Linked DNA regions of Homo sapiens: regions 2, 3, 4, 5, 6 and 7 are each linked to region 1. Evidence: chromatin contacts called from ENCODE Hi-C data. All regions are on one chromosome and are shown on one strand. The core of a region is the stretch at or near the end of the contact, and the rest is flanking DNA. Distances in the headings are between cores, read along the strand shown. Region 1 holds the start of ZNF284 (zinc finger protein 284). Region 2 holds the start of ZNF529-AS1 (ZNF529 antisense RNA 1). Region 3 holds the start of ZNF382 (zinc finger protein 382). Region 4 holds the start of ZNF567-DT (ZNF567 divergent transcript). Region 5 holds the start of ZNF568 (zinc finger protein 568). Region 6 holds the start of ZNF585A (zinc finger protein 585A). Region 7 holds the start of ZNF527 (zinc finger protein 527).

Region 1 (2,848 bases), core at 171-2,670:
CAGTGAGACTCTGTCTCAAAAAAAAAAAAAAAATGCACTCGAAGTTTAACAGTTACTATCTTTACATGCTGGATTCATGGGTAATTATAAACTTGTACTACTCGTATTTCTCCAATTTCTGAACGCTCCACAATCATACCGCTGCATAACAAGTGAAATATTTGTAATAAATGAAATAGTTCTAATGAATGAAATAGTTGATAAACTCCCAGAACAGTCCAAGCCCATAAGCCTTGCTCTCAAGGCTCCCTTCAATCAAGTCCTAGCTTGCTTTCCCCACTAGATTCCAGCTAGTTCCTCTGCCTCAATGAGAATGTATCCAAAAGATTATCAACTAAGGCTCTGACCTGTAACGCCCAGGTTTCAACCGCAGCTCCACCTCTTACTGCTTAGGTGACTATTCTCAGATAACTCCTGCTCCTTTGTATCTCACTCATCTTTAAAACTGAAAAAAGTAGTACCTCTCCACAGAGCCACGGTGTGGCGAAAATGTGACTACTTGTATAAAGCTCTTGGGATAAAGTTACCAATTGAGGCTTAATTATTATCAACACCCATGCCTGAGGACACATCCTACACTCTTGGTCGGGGTGAGCATCTCTGTAAAAGAAAAAAAGCCAAGGACCACTCTCGTGGAACTTTGCCCTCAGTAGCCAAGAAGTCCCTCCCTGCAGCTCTTTTTGAGAATCAGGCTGGGGAAGGAGAAAGCTGTGAAACACCCTGACCGCATTGCCGTCCGGCATAAAAGTTAAATGTTCCTCTCCCTTCGTGGAAATGGAAACAACCCTCGCCTTCCTAAAAAGAGGTCAGAAGCGTCCGGGATCACCCAGCGTCCTGCAGGAATCAGAGACAAGGGCGGGGATCCCTGCAGATGGAGCTCTGACCCCACCCGGGGACCTGACAGGCTTCGTGGGAAATAAACACTAAGAAGAGACCACCAGTCACTAAGGGAGGGGCTGCTTTAAGGCTTTCATTTGTGTTACCTCTTCCAGTTCCCAAAACGATTTCATTAGGATGGTCCTAAAGTCCCCATTTTAAAGAACAGCAGTGGGAGGTACAGGGAGATTAATAACATCCCAACCCTAAATTGTGAGAAAGTAGCCTCACAGGTGGGATGGAGGGAGGCGGACTGAGCGAGCTGAGAGCCCCAAAAACCCTCAAACCAGGCGAGACGCGTCCCGACCAAGTCCCAACCCCCAGCCTCATGCCCGGGGACGCGAGGACAGCCCCAAGACCAAGAAGGCTCCGCTGACAAGAACGAAAAGAGAGGCCGTTGTCCCTCCAAACCTCCGTTTTCCAACGAGACTCCTTCTCCCCTTAGTCAACTTCCAGGTGGTTGCGAGCCAGCATCGTAAGGGGACACGTTTAGAAGGACCGACAAGACACAGGACTGACACCAAACTACCACCGAATGCACTGCAGCAACCTCGCCCCCCGGGAGCGGAAGTGCCCCTACCCCGCGCAGCGTGTGAACTACATTTCCCAGAATTCCCCGGATACGCCGTCCTGAGCCTACTTGCTCGTCATTCAACAGATCTCCTGCGCTACACTTCCTTGAATCTCAAAGGAGACGTTCTATAGTATCACCTTCCGGCGGGAAGCGTGGGACTCCGCGGTGCTCTTTGACTACACTTCCTGCAATGCCCACGAGGAATGAATCCCATAGACCCAAGCGCCTGGTTTGGAATATGGACTGTGGCCCTGAGAGTGGTCCTTCCCTCTCCCTGCGTCCTCGAGAGAAAATATTGAATAGACAGGAATTCCTGAAGTCTACACGCCTCCCATGATGACAGGAGTGTTACTGAAAGAGAACAAAGCAAGGAGATACAATCTTCAAGGAGTTAGCGGGGAGTGACTGTGGAGCGGTCAGGAGATGGCTGAAAGGCTAATATACTAGACGCTAATAGTATGAGGCTAAATCTAAGAGCTTAAATAATGGGCCAGGAAAAATGGTTTGGGAGAGGCATTGAGTGGGGCACCAGCCCCTGGTACAACCAGACACTGTTGTACCACTGGTTTGGCAAGAAAAACAACCACAGTTTAAGTGTTTAAGAGGGCTGTAAGAGTTAAAGAGAAAAAAAAAAAAAACACGAAAAGCGGCTCAACAGTCAAAGACAGGTTCGTTTTGGAGAATAAACCGAGAGGGCCTTCTGGCCGATTGCAGTCAGGAGCGCTCTCTCTTACGGACTAAGAGTATGTATTGGCTTTAGGGAGAGAGAGCTTACCACAGGCTTAGAATGTTTCTGTATTGGGGAGAAGTCTGTTGTGGGGTTGGAATATCTCTGGTTGGAGGGGAAGTTATCTTGGGACTGACATCTCTCCAATGGAAGGGAGGTTATCTCGGTGCTGGCATGTCTCTGGTCAGGGAGGGGTTTATCTTATGGTTGGAATGTTTCTGATTGGAGATGTCATTTGTGGTTTATGGTCATGCTGACCTTAGCCATTAGGCTGATGCCCTTTGGATTTAGGCAGTTTTTGATCAACGCGAACTTTAAAATGGCAGTGTTTGTCCAAGATGGCGATGCTCCTGCCCTGTCAAGGGCCAATATGGAGGGCCAATTGCCCTCCTGGAAAAGCTATCTTCCCACTTTTAAAGTTTTCATATTAATATTCTTTAGACGTGGAAATGCCACATTTAAGAGAAATTAAACTGCTTAGTATTGTGAAAGGAAAATATCTTGGGCCCCCAAAATCACTAAGGAAATCTCAAGCTGGAAATCGCTTAGGGCAAACCTGCCTCCCATTCTATTCAAAGTCACTCCTCTATCTGTCCTTGCTATCACGAGAACAGCATGGGAAAGACCCACTCCCATGATTCAATTACCTCCTACTAGGTCCCTTTCATGAT
Region 2 (2,848 bases), core at 155-2,654, 7.5 Mb after region 1:
AGTGCTGTTCAGAAAAAGAAAAATGAACTACACATGAAATCTCACACACATTAGGGTAAACTAAAGGAGAAATATGGAATTCCGGAACTGACAGTTACAGTGACACAAATCAGAACTATGGCTGTCTCTGCTTTGAAACTGACTGGAAAGGACACCAGCAAACTCCGGTGGTGCTGGTGTTGTAAACCAAAAATAAAATCCTAAGCACACCCAGACCATCTTGAATGGACCCCTCCTCTTGGCCAGGGCATTCCTAACCTGAAAAACTAGTAAAGCCATGATGGAAAGGCGGGGGTGGGCGGGTCGGACATGCTTCATTATACCCTCCTCCATTTTGGAATTACTGATAGAAAAGACCCCAAGTCTGAAAAGAAACATTTACAATCTATTCTCTGTGAAGCGTGCTACCTGGAGACATTCCTAAGTCTTACGTCAATAACTCTTTCAACCCATTGCCAATCAAATAATCTTTGAATCTACCTATGACCTGGAAGGCCAGCCACCTTCCAGCTGTCCCGCCTTTCCGGAGGGAATCAATGTACATTTTACATGTATTTGATTGGTGTCTCATGTTTCCCTAAAAGGTATAAAACCACATATATCCCGTCCACCCTGGGCACAGGTTCTCAAGATCTCCTGAGGGCTGGGCCACCGGCCATTGGTCACTCATATTTAGCTCAGAATAAGTCTCTTCAAATACTTTAGAGTCTGAGTCTTTTCGTCAACAGTGTAAAACACGCCCTAAGGCAGACACACACACACTGAACCGCCGCTACCTGCCAGATTCCATCTGGGGCCTTTCTCATGGTGCAAAACGGACAAAAACTCCAAGTCACCCTCAGGTTTACGACCACGGGTCACATCCTGAGGCCCCCACACTTAGAAGCCAGAGTGGAGCAAAACCTCGCCCGACTCAGGCTCCGAGTTCTCCCCTCGACCCTCCCCAGCCTAAAGGCTGTACCCGCTTCAGGCCTTCCCAGCCCGGCCCTCCAGTTCCTTCTTCGGCCTCCCTCAGCCTGGGGTCCGGGTTTCCTCCTCGGCTGAGCAGCCGGGTCCGCGACTCCCTTCACCCTCCCCGGCCCGGGCTTCCGGTTCTTTCCAGAGGTGAGGCAGGGGCCACCTAGAATTCCGCGGCCCCCCACCTCCCCCAAGACCACCCTCGCCCCAGCTTCCTGTTCCCCATTCTGTCCTCCCAACCTGGGTTCCCGATTACTGCCTCGACTTCACCTTGCCGTCAGGGACCACCAGCCGCCTCTTCCGCGCCTAGGGGACGCGCAGCGGCAGCCTCTGCTGATGGCAAGGGTCTGCGCACCCGGAAACTCCAGGGTCTGGGGCGTGGTGCGGCCCCTGCGGCCAGCGGGCTCCGCTTGAGCTTCAGGGCTCTTTCGTTGTTGGACTACGTTTCCCACAGGCCTCAGGGCCGCGGATGAACTTCGACCTTTGCTTCCTTTTCCGGTGTTGTGGTTATTGAGTTAAGCCTGGCGAGTCGAGGTGACCCGGGCCGGGCTGCGGGAGGAGCTCGCGGTGAGGTGGCCCCGCGCTGCCGGGCGAGGTCGGTCCACGTGGAGCCGGGAGCCTGAGGCCTCTGTACGCGGGAGCTGCGGACGATGGTGGTTAGTGCTATTGTTTACGACGTCATTGTGGTGTGTGTGTGTGAGAGACGGAGACCCTAGTGTGTGCCGTGGGTGCTGTTTGATCGGACTCAGGACGGTGAGTAGGGGCGGGGTCTATCGTGTGACCCTGGTCTACGGTGACGTGATCGTGTGACAGCACTGTTGTGACCAACTATAAGTGTGAACGGGGTAGAAGTGTTTTTTTGTTTTTTTTTGTTTGTTTGTTTGTTCGTTTTTTTCCGTGAGCCTGTAGGAGTTTGTTTTGGGTAAAGCGTCATTTTTCCGACTCTGTGATGTCTGTGATGGAATCTCTTCGTGAGGTCTTATACACACACACACACGCATATAGATAGATTACATAGATGATATATAGAAGATAGATAAATGATAGATAATAGATAGATAGATAGATAGATAGATAAGATAGATAAATGAAGTTTCCTGGGAAGACGTGAAGGGGAGGGCATAGGTGTAGTATTCATTCCTGGGATAACTCCCCTTGCATGAGTTTGGAGGCCATTTATACATTAAAGAACTACAGTATTTCCTGAGCTGTGTTCCCTAGAAACTGCTAGGCATTGGTCGTACCTTTTTCTCGGATGTGGGGAGGAGTCGACAGTATTCTAGTTTCCCTCTTCGATCTGGGTGTGTTTGTTGTGTGTGATGGGCTTTTCTGGTGGTGAACACTGTGTTCTTATTTAACCAGTCCAGGATGTCATGAGTCCTTTCTCCCTCTTGGTTATGTAGTTCTGCAAGTGAAGGCCCCCTGAAGTGGAAGACAGCATTGGTACTAATGGCCAACTCAAGGTTAGTTTTTTTTTTTGTTCATTTACCTGGTCCCTTGGTTTTCTCTTCCCAATTAACAACAGGACCGTAGAGATGGGTCCCCTTGTCCTCCATTGCCTTTCCAAATGCCCATTTCCCTTTCATTGAATATTCACATATGCATTAGGTAAATCATTCAATTCTCCCATGTGCTTCTTTTTTTCCAAAGGATTTTTATGGTATAGAAATACAACTCCTGGAGGAGAAGTTAAAACTTTTTTTTAGAATGTAATTTGTTAAGGAGGAGACGAGTGATTAAGTAGAATGGCACACTAGATACCTTTGATCTTATTTACAGACTTGATTTGCAAACAAAGCAAGATAGGAGATGGTAGGTATTAATCAGTAAGTGACAAAGTTGGCTTTGGAGACATTTAGGAGTGGGAATATGATAGGAGTTTTATGCAGAG
Region 3 (2,848 bases), core at 252-2,751, 7.5 Mb after region 1:
CAGTCACTGCACCAGGCCCGCAAAATAACTATTTTAATTACTACAGTGAGACTGGACTTATTAAAAATCTATCAAATACTTTTTATTATCTTAGCAAGCCTAAGGGAGTAGGAAACCTCACTCATATACAAGTGTTGAAAGTGGTAGTTATGCCAGGCACAGTGGCTCACACCTGTAATCCCAGTACTTTGGCAGGCCGAGGGGGCGGGGGGAGGGGATCACTTGAGGTCAGGAGTTCAAGACCAGCCTGGGCAACATGGTGAAACCCCATCTCTACTAAAAATACAAAAACTAGCCGAGCGTGGTGGCACAAGCCTGTAGTCCCAGCTACTCAGGAAGCTGGGGCAGGAGAATCACTTGAACTTCAGAGGTAGAGGTGGCAGTGAGCAGAGATCATGCCACTACACTCCAGCCTGGGCAAAAGAGCAAGACCTTGTCTTAAAACAAACAAAAAACAACAACAAAAGTGGTAGTTATGGTAAAAAAAAAAAAAAAAAAAAAATTTCCTGCATGTCCCCAATGGAATGCTATTCATTTCAACATACTGGTTTTAGTTAATATGGTGTTTCCAGGAAATGAATCTGGGAATTATGAAAATCATCTCTTCCCCTCTGATACTGTTATCTCTATTTTATTTGCTAAATTGCTACTTAGTTACAGTTTTGGAGGCAGGCTTAATGGCTACTATTCAGATAATCAAGTCTTACATAACCAACTAGCCATGGTCATAACAGAGTTCCTCAATCATTCAAATATTTAGGTCACTAAGGCCACAAAACCACCAGAAGTAACAGTAGGTTACAAACACATGCAGAGTCACAGTCAATCAAACATCCTTCAGAGAACCACCAACCTACAGGCCCCACTTGTCATTCACAACCTCAGACAGCAGCTAACACGACTCCAGGCAGTCACAACCACACCTACAAATCACTTGCAATTCTCCACACTCAAAGGCAGTCTCAAATGCGACTCACACCTAATCTAAAAATAGACACACGCAGAGGAAACCTCGCGCAGCAACACTACTCCGTTCACTTTTCACACACAATCGGCCACAACATCCCAAAGAGAGGCAAGCACCTAAAATGCAGCAGGTTGGGCGCAGGAGGCCACCCCTATTCAGCGCGCGCCCGCGCGCGCGAACACACAGCGCCCGCTCCGCGCGGGGACCCGCCGCCAGCGATGGCGCTTCCGCGGGATCAGAACGGGCAAAATCCCCCTTCGCGGAGCTCGCTCCGGGTCACCCTCAAGGTCACGCCCATGGACCACGCCCGAGGCCCGGCTCGTACAGATCGGAGCGTCTGGATACCGCGGTCCCGGTTTCCTCCTCAGAATTTCCAGGCCCGGCTCGGACTCTTGGTTACCTCCCTGGCCTCCCCACCCGGTTCCGCGTCCTTAGACAGCTCTCCCGGAACGGAGCTCCCAGTGCCCTCCTTGGCCTCCTCAGCACCCCTGGCACCCACCAAGCCTCACCCCCGGCCCAGGGTGAGTCGTCTGCGCCTGCGCACTCGCGCGTGGGCCTGAGCTCCCAGGAGTCTCCGGGGCGGCCCGTTAGTCGCCGCGCGGTGCTAGCTGCCGGCGCTCCCCTCCGTTTGCACCCACGGCCGCCCTATTGCGGCTGGCACTACGCTTCTGCCAGGACCCCGGCTCCCTTTTCCGTTGACCTGGTGTTCGTTTTCCATGTGGTGAGTTGAGGTGACCCGGGTCTGGATGCGAGAAGAGCTCACGGCAGGGGACCTGGGTTCATGGGACGCGGAGAGGGTTTGTGGAGGCAGAAGCCCCAGGCCTGTGTGCAAGTCACCTGCTGGGGAGGGAGACTGTGTGATTGTGTTTGTGTGTGCCGTTCTGTGGCTGCGTCCGTGTGTGGTGGTGTGAGTGGGCGCGCCTGTGATGGTCCCGGGGGGGCGGGGGGTGTGCACAGCAGGGGGTGTGTGTGCACAGCAGGTGCACAGCCCGGGACAGCCCTGACTGTCCCCGATTGGGCCCGCGGGACTGAGTGGGGGCGGGGCCGTTTGTGTGACGGCGCTGAGCGGTGACTATGAATGTGTCATGCTGTTATCAGTGATCCTGTGACAGCGCTGTTGTGACCCACTGGAGACTGTGATCAAAACTGGCCTGGTGCAGCTTTTGTAGAGTTTGATTTCTGCAGTTCTGGGGCTCAGGAATACGTGGACAAGGTCCCCGTATGGCTCGATCTGTGTCTGTGAAGACTCTGAGACCTTCTGTTCTAAAGCATGGCCCCTGTCGCTTTCATAATGCATAATACACAGTGGCATGCAGCCTCGCCAACCTCTGGGGCCAATTTTAAGTTACGTGGTTTCTTGGAGTTTGTTATACTGGGATTTCTTTCACTGCCTCAGTCATTTCACCTTATAACCACGTTGCACAGTGTGCAGTCAAATGGCTATCGAAAAGAAAGTTGGATATTTGAGATCCAGAATGAAGTTTCCAACTGAAAAAGCACAGCCTTGTGTTTCACATGGACAAGGCTGTGTTCTGATATGCACAGCCTCGTGTTTGATATGGAGATGTTAGAGCTGGAATTGCTCCCAAGGCAAGGTTCTGGGAAGATATGATATTGAGGCCCCAGGAGTAGGATTCGTTTCTCCAAAGATTTTGTGTGTGTGTGTGAGATGGAGTTTTGCTCTTGTTGCCCAGGCTGGAGTGCAGTGGCGCAATCTCGGCTCATTGCAACCTCCGCCTTCCGGGTTCAAGCAATTCTCCTGCCTCAGCCTCCCGAGTAGCTGGGATTACAGGCATGCACCACCATGCCCGGCTCATTTTTGTATTTTTAGTAGAGACGGGGTTTCACCATGTTGGTCAGACTGGTCTCGAACTCCTGACC
Region 4 (2,848 bases), core at 172-2,671, 7.4 Mb after region 1:
CCCAAAGTGCTGGGATTGCAGGCGTGAGCCACCGCGCATGGGCCCAATCTTTTTTTTTTTTTTGAGACGGAGTCTTGCTCTGCCACCCAGGCTGGATTGCAGTGGCACGATCTCGGCTCACTGCAAGCTCCGCCTCCCGGGTTCACGCCATTCTCCTGACTCAGCCTCCCAAGTAGCTGGGACTACAGGCGCCCGCCACCACGCCCGGTTAATTTTTTGTATTTTTAGTAGAGACGGGGTTTCACCATGTTAACCAGGATGTTCTCGATCTCCTGACGTCGTGATCGGCCCGCCTCAGCCTTCCAAAGTGCTGGGATTACAGGCGTGAGCCACCGCGCCCGGCCCGCATGGGCCCAATCTTACCCTCTGAAAATTATTTTGCCTCTTCCTCTCCATTAAAAAAAAAAAATCACTACTTATTTTACTTGTCTAATTACCAGAGTCAAATTCTACAGGCATATATAAAATGCCCAATACTCATAAATCAATCTAAACAATGCATACTTTAGTCAACACTCGGTTTCTCAAGCACTCCACCTAAGTCACACAGTGTGCCACATTCACAGTCATCATAGGTCGTGTACACCAAATACTTTTAAAATTAGGCATATTCATAGCTGTATCACCCACTACATAGTCATAATCCCATAGGCCCCCACGTCGTGCACAATTTCACAGAACTTCTACAAAAAGTAACAACCTTTCACTCACAATGCCCTCACTGTCGCCTCTCCAGAGTCGGACACAGGCTCAAACACAAATCGACTCGCATCTAATTTAAATTAAAACTTAAGACACGCAGGGACCCTATCACTTTCATAAACAACCGGTTCCACAACGTCACACAGAATAACACATTCCCCTACCACAACACACAGGACAGGTACGAAAAGCCACACACACACACACGGAGCGCCTGTTGTGTGCCAGGCCGTGCTCCAGGAGCCAGGGGACGAAAATCAGACGAAATTCCTGCCACTGGGGAGCTCACCCCCCGCCTCGGGCAACCGGTTCCCTTCTTCAGGTGCTCCCGGGCCCGCGCTCTGGTTCCTGCTTCCCTCCCAGCCTTCTCTGAGGCCCGGACTCGCACTTTCCTCCAGCCAACTCCTCGTCCCAGGTTGCTCCTCTTCCCTTCTTGCTTTCCCCAGCCCAGGCTCCCGCCTCCCTCCTCAGCCTTCCTTACGGGTCACACCGTCACCCGCCTTCTCCGCGCCCGCGGGACCCACCAGCCTCACCTTCGGTTGCCGGCCGGGCGTCTGCGCATGCGCACTCCCACGCGGACGATGCCTCCCAGGTGTCTCCGCGGCGCGTTCCTGCTGTCCACCGGCTACGCGCGCCTTCTCCACATCCGGGCGTTTCCGGCCTTGGACTACATTTCCCACAGGCGCCCGGGCGGTTTTCGAACTTTGATCTCTGGTTCCCCTTCCAAATTCTCATAGTGCGTGGCTGGGATGAGGGCGGCGCTCACGGTGAGGAAGCCCCGAGCTCCCGGGACGCAGACAGGGTGTGCAGGGCCGTAGCTCGGGCCTGTGTATGCACCTGTGCGTGTGTGTTTGATGCCAGGACAAGGCGGCGGTGTGCGCGGCGAGGAGGCTGCGACAGGTGCGTGATTGTGTTCCTGTCCCTGCTCGGATGCGGGACCTTTGGGTGGCCGTGGTCGGCTGTCGGGTGTGTGACACTGTAGGGTTTGAGACCTTCCATCATGACAGTGCTGCTGTGGCCGTGTGATGGAAGAGCCTTTTAGGTCTGTGGTGTTGTGTGTGTAACGGGTAAAGCTTCATTTCTGCAGTGCTGTGTTTAATGTTGGGACTGAGGGGTCTGTCGAAGATCTCCCCAATGTGCCTGTGAGGACTATGATCCATGCCTATGTTAAGCAGAGTCATCTTGCAATGAAGCATGGCCCGCGTTGTCTTCTCAGGGCACACCTGTCCCCAGTTCTCAGCCTGGTGTTTGACACAGGGGATCCTGGCGGAGTGCCCACCTAAGCGGCAGTTTTAGACTCGATTGTTTCTTGGGCTCTGCATCTCTGAGTTCCCAGCTTCCTTTTTTCTCCCGCTTTATAGCTGTATAGACCCCAGCTGCAGTGAAATGGCCATCAAAAAGGGAAGGGATAATCGAGTGGTGGAATAAAATCTGCAAACAGAAAAAGGACAGACCTGTTTTCGGAACGAGGCTTTTCGAGTTGTAAGTGTCCCTTAAGCAGAGTTCTGGGAAGACGTCGTGGGGAGAACCTAGGAGTAGGATTCCTTCCTCAGAGGCTCTCCCTTGGGAACTCTCAGAGGTCAGGTTCCATGTGATCCACATCATTCCCAGAGCTGTCTCCGCAGGAGACTTAACGTGAATTTTGAGAAAGTCCCCAGTCCTGGATATCAGTGACCCTGGCCTTTCCCTTGAATACTAAGAAGGGTTAGCAGTACTCCCATCTCCCTTTTACTTCCATCTGAGTATGTTTATGGTAGATGATGAGAGCTCGTGTGGTGGCAATAATTTTTTCCAATTTAGCCAATCTGGGTTCCAAGAAAGGTCTGATGTCTCATGATTCCTTACCCCTTCTCCCTTGCCTTGAGGTTCTCTAAGAGCCCTGAGGAAAGGGAACCATTGCTGAGCATATCTGAAAACCAAGGTCAAGGAAGTTTTGTTGTATTTTCTATTTTTGTTCTCTTTGATTTTGTTTTTCAGCAAGGGAGTATTTTTTCTCCTCCTGAAATGCTAGTCAGTGGTTAGGTTACTATTAGGCAGGGCCTTGTGAGGTGCTTTGACCAATAGAATGTGGTGGAAGTGATATTGTGAGACTTCTGAGACAAAGCTTCAGGAAGTCTTGCAGCTTTTTCTCTTCCCCTTTTCCTGC
Region 5 (2,848 bases), core at 128-2,627, 7.2 Mb after region 1:
AATAGAAAATAAAACATTTTTTATGAGCAATCATGATAAATGCCACTGAACTATACTCACCTATTAAAATAACAGTCAAACAAGATAAACGGATGTAAGCCCAGCAATATGCTCTTTACAAGACACAGATCTGAAACATAAAGACACAAGGGGGTTAGAAAATGAAATTCTTAAGAAATACAATAAAACTTGAAAAGCAATATTATCAGACAAAAGAGAACCCGGACTAAAAGGCATTCACCAGGATAAAGAGGTATGTTTCTTAAGGTGGTAGACTGGAATTTTAGTCCAATTCCTCACACCCTCTAATAGATTATTATTCATACTCTTTGCGAGGTAACTTTGCTCTCCAACTGTGGGCATAATTGATTTTAGGCTTAGCCATGTGACTTGCTCTGGTTGAGGCAATCTCTCTTGCGCTCTGGTGACCCATCAGGAGCAGAGCATGCCCTGGCAACAAATGTCCTTTTGGCCTGAGACCCTGAAAGAACACATGCGGCGCAGATCTTAACTCGTCACGCAGCCTATCCACTCAGCCAAGCCCCACCTAGATCAGCTGAACACAGTCAATGCGCAAGCCTGTGAACAGGAGAGTAAGGACTTGCTGTTGTATGGCATTGAGTTCAGGGGTGGTTTTTAGACATAATTATTATCATGGCAATAGCTAACTAACATACATAAAAGCAGCAAGTCATAAGATAATAATGAACCTGAAAAGTTCGCCAAGGAATAGTGGAAAATTACAAAGGGCCAAGGGCTACTAGGGTAAAAAAGACAGCAAAGAAGACTACAGAGGAGTGGCCAACAAGGAGGGAGGATCAGTAGAAAACAAATAAGTGTTTTTCAAGCCGTTACCAACTGTGCCAAATGCTACAGAAAAGCCAGCTCAAGACAAGAACTACTAGACATATTACAATCACGCACACTTCGCCACGTTCACACTCGCTACAGCCTTAATCATAATCACACACATATCACACATTTCATCATAATCCCGCGCAACCAAATATCACAATCACCCCATCAGATTATTCGTGCCGTCACACTCACACACACAACCACACACCCACACTAACTCCCATCACAGTTTTTTGTCCCATCAACTGCAACCACTCACCATTAGCGTACCCTGAGCACTCCCCACTGCCGCTACTCGGGACACTCTGGGCCTTAGAGGATCCGTGTCCCGTCAACCGCGAGTCCCTTGCTCGCCCCCTGCTGCGGGGACTCGGCAGCGTCACCTGCCGGAAACACCCGAATGTTCATCCCGCGCGCAGTTTCTGAGATGCTGGGTGAAGGCGACCCGCAGATAGGTCTGTGACAGACGCCTAAAGCGCCGAACCATCCCTCCGCGCCAGCGACGTTTCCGAGGACAACACCTCCCAGCAGGCCCCGCGGCCCCACTCAACTTCCGGCCAGAACACATCTGCTTTCCTGTGTGAGGGTGAGGCTTGGGCCGGGTTCCCCGGGAGGCTCATCTCCATTGCGCAGCGCTACGGCGACCCGCAACTCCGAGGCTCGGCTGGATGTTGAGAGTTGAGGGAGCAGCCGTTTCGGGTGGGCCCAGGCGAGGAGCTGACAGGAATCGGCGTGGGTCCCGCTCTGGACTACATTTCCCAGAGGGCCTGGTGGCCTGCCACTTTTCTCGCAGGAATTCGAACGTTTCGTCACTCCTGGCGGGACCCTTAGATCTGGGAGGTGAGATATTTTGGTCCCCAGGAGAACTGGCTCAGGTCTGCAAGTTCCCATCCGGGATGACTGGAAAGGGCTTAGGTGAGGATACCGAAGACCGATGGGGAGCTGGCGCCTTGGGCCCCTGCGGGCGGAGCGGCCTGAAAGGTGGAGGTTGTGTTTGGGAGGCCGAGGCAGGAGGATCACGAGGTCAAGAGATCGAGACCATCCTGGCCAACATGGTGAAACCCCATCTCTACTAAAAATACAAAAATTAGCTAGGCATGGTGGCGCGCGCCTGTAATCCCAGCTACTCGCAGGCTGAGGCAGGAGAATCACTTGAACCCGGGAGGCGGAGGTTGCAGTGAGCCGAGATCGCACCACTGCACTCCAGCCTGGCGACAGGGCAAGACTCTGTCCCCACCCCACCCCACCCCCCCAAAAAAAGAGGGGAGGTTGTGAAATTGTCTGGGAGATAATAACACTGCGGCTTATGTGCGGATATGGGATACCTGTCACTGTGGGGGTTGTGGCTGTGTGTTCCCGTGGTGATGTGTGATTGTGACTCTGCGACAGTGTGGGGTGCCTACGATTGTGCAGCTGTAATTGTGTGTTTCCTATGGTGTGTATGTGATTGTAACTGTGTTGCCGTGTGTGGCTCCTTGTGGGCAGGTGAGACGTGCATGTCGCCTTAAGTGTGACTGTCCCTAAATGTATGTGGCATTCTGTGTATGAGTATGGGGTCCTGTCAACTATGCGATTGTGACTCCAGAACTCTGTCTCTAGGAAACCTCTCTGAGGTCTGGTCAGATTCCAACCCTGGACAGCAGTGAACACAACCTTTCCCCTGAGCCACTGGAATTGGACAGAATGCCCCATTCTCCTCTGATCTCCATTCCTCATGTGTGGTGGGTAATGGGGCTGGGGAAGAACTCTTACTTGACTAATCTGGGTACCAAGAAAAACCTGGTGTCTCACAGTTACTCTTCCCTCTCCCAATTTTACCTTTCTCCAGGTGTCACCCAGAAGAGGAGGAAAGAATGCATGATGAACTTCTACAAGCAGTATCCAAGGTGTGTTGGGGTTTCCTCTTTTTCTTCTGAAAATTCTTGCTTAAAGGAATGTCATTTAATTATAGGTCCCTATAATTTTCCCATCACAGAAAAGGATGGTTGCT
Region 6 (2,848 bases), core at 214-2,713, 6.9 Mb after region 1:
TAAGTCATCTTCTTTTTAACAGAGCTGCATTACTGACAAAATCAACAGTAATTCTTAGCCCCTTGGTAGAAATTGTGTGTTTACTAACGGACTTCCACAGATGTTTCCTTAGACCGTCCTTTCGGAGAAGAAAGAAAACCTGAGATCAGCAGAGTCTAATTCTCTAAACATATTTTTAAGCCGAGTCCCAGAGACAGACATAACTGGCCTGAAGGCATCCAGCATGCCCACATCAGAGTGTAGGTTCAATTCCCTGAAAACAAGTTTCCCACCTGCTGGAACTGAACACATTGGGTAGTAATTTCCCACCACTGTTCAGGTAGAACTTCCTGTCAGAAGCTGAGCTGTGAATCATGTTTAGGAGTTCACCAAGTGAAAGGAATTGTATCTTTACAACTCCTCATCCACACCCTCCAAAAAGGGGAGTAAGGAGGTTTCAGAATTTCCACAGAGGAGAAGCTAAGGGTCAGAGACTGCACTTAAAGCTTCATTGACATGGTAAGGCGATTGTTATTAATTATATTTTAACTTCAAGGTAAATAAAAACAGTCTTCTTTAGGTGCTTTTAGTAACACGTTGGCCATACTAAAGACTATTAGTGTTGTTATTATTGCTGCCTACTATAGTTGCACTTGAGGTATTTAGTGTGGAGGGTAATGGGTGATTCAAATCTCTATTCACCTTCCCACCCGACCCAGCCCTTCAGAAGGGGACGCCCGGACTTCTCCTCCCTCCTCTGGTGGTATCTCCCAGGAGAGGATTGTATTAATACTATTGGACTTCTACCCTATTTCCCAAGGCGGTTTCTCCCATTAAAAGTTGTACCACTCTTCCTGCAGCCTACTACTCATTCAGATGTCTCTCAGACTTTCAGGGTGGTTTCACTCAAGAGATGACTCCCCTAGTGACCTTTCCACCTTTTCCCTGAATGGCGTCTGTAAAAAATGGACTGTACTATCCTGATTCCTCCTATCATCTGCCTGTGGTTTCTCCCAGGATCCCCTTCACTTGGTGATTTTTCCCTGGCTCCTCTATTCCCTGGTAATTATTATCCTCAGTGTCCTGTATTCAGAAAGGTAACTTAGCTTTTCTAAATATAACATACAGCACCAGACCCACATTTCCAGTAACTTTCTCCTCCGAAATAGAAGCCTAGTCAGACAAGGGTCACACTCCAGCATCCTATGTAACTATACCTGCCTCGCTCTAGGAAACCCTGCCAGCGGCCAATTCCTCTGCTCTACGGAATGGATATGCTTTCAAAATGGCGGCCCACGCGAATAAACACCATAAGGGCGCGGCCATGTTCTCTGCCGGACAGCGCCACATTACGGAACCTGTGCGCTGTGTCTGCGCCCTGTTGACTGTTCGAGGAAACTGGCTTCCAAGTTTATTCAGAGCATGCGCCATATCAACAGCCTACAAAGGGGAGGTGCTAGAAGTCGGACCGGAAGTGGAAGTGGTCTTCCAAGGCTTTTTTGCCGCTGGTGTCAGGAGTATTTTCATATTCCAATACCGATAAATCTTTGAGGTGATTTTGGTTGATCACGATTGGGGTTTCTGTGGAGCCAGTAATAGGGGGTGTCGAGGTTGCCTGTGGAGTTAGTGATTGCGGTTTCAGGCTTCGGTGATGGGGTTCTGTGGCGTCCGTTGTTGATTGTGACGGATTTCTCAGGTCATTGATGGAGCTCTTTGGGATGAGTGATTGAGGTTTGGGGGTCAGTGATGGGAGTCTGTGGTCAGTGACAGAGCCTGTAGGGTCAGTTATGGTGATCGGTGAGGACTGTAATCAGCTTGCTTTCTAACCTGAGTTGAAAGTTCAGCTTTTTAATTTTCAGTCTTCTTTAATATAAAAATTCTCAAGTTTTGGTGAATCTTTGTATTAAAAATTGTTCAAATCTAAGTGGTTTTTTCTTTGATCCATGAGTTATTTAGAAGTTCCTTTTTAAAGTAATGTCTGTTTAATGGTCAAATTGAAAAATTGCTTTATGACCTAGTTCGTGGTCAGTTTTCATGAATGTCACATCTATTACATAGAAACAGTGTACTATGTTCTCTAATTGTATTGTTATAGATATTAATTAAGCATATATTCAAAAAATATATCTGTCTCCTCACAGATTATTTTGTCTGCTTAATTACAGAGGAAGGTAAAGTACTCAACTCTGGAAAGGTTATTTGTCCATTTGTCCTTCTTTTTCTGCTTTATATATGTGAAATTATTAGGAATAACTATGTGCACTTTTTTTTTTTTTGAGATGGAGTCTCGCTCTGTCACCCAAGTTGGAGTGCAGTGGCGCGATCTCAGCTCACTGCAACCTCTGCCTAGTGGGTTCAACGGATTCTCCTGCCTCAGCCTCCAGAGTAGCTGGGATTAGAGGCACCCGCCACCACGCCCAGCTAATTTTTTGTATTTTTTAGTAGAGACGGGGATTCACCATGTTGGCCAGGCTGGTCTCAAACTCCTGACCTCAGGTGATCTACCTGCCTCCGCCTCCCAGAGTGCTGGGATTACAGGCGTGAGCCACTGCGCCCGGCATATGTGCATTTTTAATACTTTATAGATATGACTAAGTAGCTCAAAATATAACAATTCAAGCTTATACCAACAATTTATAAAATAACTCATTTTCCCAGATGCTTTTCCAGCAGTGGATATTGTTGCATTTTAAAAGTTTTTAAAATTTTGAGGGAAAATTATATCTAATTGCTCCAATGCATTTTCCAGTTACTAAAGTTGGCATCTTATTTGGTTAATTGCCATTTGTTTCCTTTTCTGTGAATTTTCATATCTTTTGTCCTACTTTTTTTTGTGGTATATTTTAACATAAAGTTAGGAAATATCATC
Region 7 (2,848 bases), core at 259-2,758, 6.7 Mb after region 1:
CAGCTACTTGGGAGGCTGAGGTGGGAGGCTTGATTGAACCCAGGAGGTAGAGGGTGCTGTGAGCCGAGATTGCACCACTGCACTCTAGCCTACAGGACAGAGCAAGACTCTGTCTCAAAAAAAAAAAAAAAAAAAAAAAGAAAAGAAAAGAAAAGAAAAGAAAGGGACAACTGTGGTTGACCTAGAATTCAGTATACATCACCCCCTAATTTCACCCCCTAATTCTGGACTACTTTGCACTAGGCAACTCAGTCCCTAGCAGTTATTTCCTTAGTGTAGTGCAGCTTGAAATTGTCCATAAAAACTGCAGCAGGGCGCAGCGCCTCACGCCTGTAATCCCAGCACTGTGGGAGGCTCTGGTGGGCGGATCATGAGGTCAGGAGTTGGAGACCAGCCTGGCCAAACATGGTGAAACCTCGTCTCTACTAAAAATACAAAAACTAGCTGGGCGTGGTGGTGCGCGCCTGTAATCCCAGCTACTTGGGAGGCTGAGGCAGGAGAATCACTTGAACCTGGGAGGCGGAGGTTGCAGTGAGCCGAGATCGCATCATTGCACTCCAGCCTGGGCAATAGAGTGAGACTCCATCTCAAGAGAAAAAAAAAAAAAAAAGCGAGACCTCTAGAGCTAAACTGCTTGGGTTTGAGTTCTGGTGCTGTCACTTGTTAACTGTGTGAACTTGGGTAATTCTAATATTTCTGTGCTTCATACATCAATCCCACAATCTCATATATACACACAAATTCTCACCCAATCACAAATGTATAGAGTCACACAAACACACCCATAATCTCACACAATACACAGCCACATAAGCACAAAGATAGATGGTAACATACAACTACACCAACAGAGATAAACAATCACACACAATCACACACAAAGTAGCATACCACAGAAGTCACACATCTTGTCACAATTACTGATACAAAACTATACCTGCGGAGACAGATGGTCATAGTCGCACAATCACACTTGCTGTCACACACATTCAAACGCAATTGTATCCGCAGAAACAGGTGGTCACATAACCACACACATGCATTTACACAAACACACAATGTCACACCCCAGTCTCTCATAAACACATACACAGCTACACCTGCAGAGACAGTCACACACAAACACACATATTCACAGTTTCACCCCCAGACACAGATGGTTACAGTCACACACAAGCGGGCGCACGCGCACAAACACACACACACAGTGACACAAGATCACATTCTGTCACACCCGCAGCCTGTCACATAGTTGGTAATACAGTGAAACACACACGGCCTCCCCAGCGACTCCTGCCGGGTTCCCATCCCTGGCGCGGCCGGGCCACCCGGAGCCCGCCCTTGACTTCCCGCTCCCGCCCGGGGCCCGGCCCCACTCACCTCCCGGCGCCGCGGGCTCTGCAAACGGGCCCCGCGACCGAGACCCGCGACGTCACCTCCCAGAATCCTCCGCGAGGAGGAGCGAGGCGAGGACTGAGGCATGCAGGACTCTGAGCTCTGCGAGATCTGAACCAGCGACACCGCGTTCCCCATGGACCCCGCGAACCACGAGCCCCAGAACGCTTTGCGCCACGGCCGTCATCGTTGAACTACATCTCCCAGAGAACCCCGCGGCCCCCTCCACTGCGCGCCTGCGCCACGGGGGCAGGTACCGGAGAGGGCTGTGTGCGGTCGTAGGCTCTCCAGTGACCTTGAGCTGCTGTGTTGGGGAAAGCGGCCAGGCTGCGCGCGGGGCTGACTGGTTGAATGCTTGGGTGTGGTGGTTCGTGTGTGACTGTTGCTGCACACCTTTATGCTTGCCGACGAAAGGAGCGGCGGATTTTGTCAGTGCAGGGAGCTTCTGTATTTTAAATCACGTCCCGTGATTGTGGGTAGCTGAATGTGAAAGTGATTGTGGATGAAAGAGACTGTGGCTGACATTGGGGGTGACCGTTTCTGTTACTGTGAGGATACCACTGATCCGATGTGTATCTGACTGTCTCCTGGTCTTACTGTTCCTTCACCCCCATCTCCTGCCATGGGCGGGGTCTGTGGTATCTTTTATTGAGGCAATCTCGGCGCTCACTGCAACCTCCGCCTCCCGGGTTCAAGCGATTCTCTTGCCTCAGCCTCCTGAGGAGCTGGGATTACAGGCACCTGCCACCACGCCCAGCTAATTTTTGTATTTTTAGTAGGGATGGGGTTTCACCATGTTGGCCAGGATGGTCTTCATCTCCTGAACTTGTGATCCACCTGCCTCGGCCTCCCCAAGTGCTGGGGTTACAGGCATGAGCCATCGCACCCGGCCTATTTTATTATTATTATTATTTCTCAATTGGTCAAAATAATATATTTAACATTTTAATATTATTAAACATACAAAAGGCCACACTTTGGCCCTCCTCTAGTCAAGCAGTTTCCTTCCTGGTGAAAGTCCATAGGCAGAAACATGCCTGCAAAGATCTCACAACCTTCTTTCAGACCATGCTCTGGGTATCCAAATCCCCAGGATTTCCTGTTCAAATGGACTCCAGCCTGCTTCCAGAGCCTGTATCTCCTCTGTGTCCAAAGACCCTTCCCTTGATCTGTCTTCCAAAGGTGGAATGTGCTGCCTATCCACAAAATGTGGCCAAATGAGAGCAATTTGGTAAGGCTAGACAGAGCTTAGATATGCAAGCTGGAGTGTCCACATGTGGGAATAGAAGACCTCTTACGATGTGGGACAAGGATGGCAGTGGGAACAGAAGGGGACTGGCTGGGGACCTCCATCTGTACTGTTGACCCAGGTCTCTACATGTCAATGACAGGCTCATTTATGTATAAACTATTTTGGAGACCAATGGTCTTATGATGATGGTGGTTTGAATTA

What was found. A loop is a pair of places that touch in the nucleus more often than their neighbours do. Pooled maps may share reads with other maps.
Region 2: a loop to region 1 is called in a pooled map, with 17 times the contacts of the local background. The contact joins the promoter of ZNF529-AS1 here to the promoter of ZNF284 in region 1. A Hi-C loop is called at or near these places in 3 of 50 pooled maps.
Region 3: a loop to region 1 is called in a pooled map, with 16 times the contacts of the local background. The contact joins the promoter of ZNF382 here to the promoter of ZNF284 in region 1. A Hi-C loop is called at or near these places in 2 of 50 pooled maps.
Region 4: a pooled map shows a loop between it and region 1 (11-fold over the local background). The contact joins the promoter of ZNF567-DT here to the promoter of ZNF284 in region 1. A Hi-C loop is called at or near these places in 2 of 50 pooled maps.
Region 5: a loop to region 1 is called in a pooled map, with 8 times the contacts of the local background. The contact joins the promoter of ZNF568 here to the promoter of ZNF284 in region 1. A Hi-C loop is called at or near these places in 6 of 50 pooled maps.
Region 6: a loop to region 1 is called in a pooled map, with 16 times the contacts of the local background. The contact joins the promoter of ZNF585A here to the promoter of ZNF284 in region 1. A Hi-C loop is called at or near these places in 4 of 50 pooled maps.
Region 7: a pooled map shows a loop between it and region 1 (7-fold over the local background). The contact joins the promoter of ZNF527 here to the promoter of ZNF284 in region 1. A Hi-C loop is called at or near these places in 3 of 50 pooled maps.

The regions. Positions count from the first base shown.
Region 1 is chr19:44,070,731-44,073,578 of GRCh38, reverse strand. ZNF284 (zinc finger protein 284) reads right to left here and starts at 1,420. Exons shown (of 5, transcript NM_001037813.4): 1 at 1,288-1,420.
Region 2 is chr19:36,571,905-36,574,752 of GRCh38, reverse strand. ZNF529-AS1 (ZNF529 antisense RNA 1) reads right to left here and starts at 1,404. Exons shown (of 5, transcript NR_173348.1): 1 at 1,198-1,404. It overlaps ZNF529 (zinc finger protein 529), which reads left to right and starts at 1,461. Exons shown (of 5, transcript NM_020951.5): 1 at 1,461-1,613; 2 at 2,361-2,420. The coding sequence starts at 2,407. RefSeq lists an enhancer at 1,315-1,404.
Region 3 is chr19:36,603,966-36,606,813 of GRCh38, reverse strand. It overlaps ZNF382 (zinc finger protein 382), which reads right to left and starts at 1,501. Exons shown (of 5, transcript NM_032825.5): 1 at 1,467-1,501. It also overlaps a transcript of ZNF529 not described here. RefSeq lists enhancers at 1,050-1,109, 2,090-2,229 and a silencer at 1,470-1,529.
Region 4 is chr19:36,686,022-36,688,869 of GRCh38, reverse strand. ZNF567-DT (ZNF567 divergent transcript) reads left to right here and starts at 1,421. Exons shown (of 4, transcript NR_110708.1): 1 at 1,421-1,602; 2 at 2,064-2,184. It overlaps ZNF567 (zinc finger protein 567), which reads right to left and starts at 1,258. Exons shown (of 6, transcript NM_001322917.1): 1 at 1,236-1,258. RefSeq lists enhancers at 202-841, 1,402-1,451 and a silencer at 1,142-1,201.
Region 5 is chr19:36,914,861-36,917,708 of GRCh38, reverse strand. It overlaps ZNF568 (zinc finger protein 568), which reads right to left and starts at 1,377. Exons shown (of 7, transcript NM_198539.4): 1 at 1,118-1,377; 2 at 61-130. ZNF829 (zinc finger protein 829) reads left to right here and starts at 1,418. Exons shown (of 6, transcript NM_001037232.4): 1 at 1,418-1,698; 2 at 2,458-2,579; 3 at 2,687-2,744. The coding sequence starts at 2,542. RefSeq lists enhancers at 1,293-1,672, 1,733-1,782.
Region 6 is chr19:37,171,310-37,174,157 of GRCh38, reverse strand. ZNF585A (zinc finger protein 585A) reads left to right here and starts at 1,463. Exons shown (of 5, transcript NM_001288800.2): 1 at 1,463-1,531. RefSeq lists enhancers at 1,237-1,531, 1,373-1,562.
Region 7 is chr19:37,369,759-37,372,606 of GRCh38, reverse strand. ZNF527 (zinc finger protein 527) reads right to left here and starts at 1,508. Exons shown (of 5, transcript NM_032453.2): 1 at 1,381-1,508. RefSeq lists a silencer at 1,109-1,418 and enhancers at 1,449-1,758, 1,929-1,978, 1,999-2,138.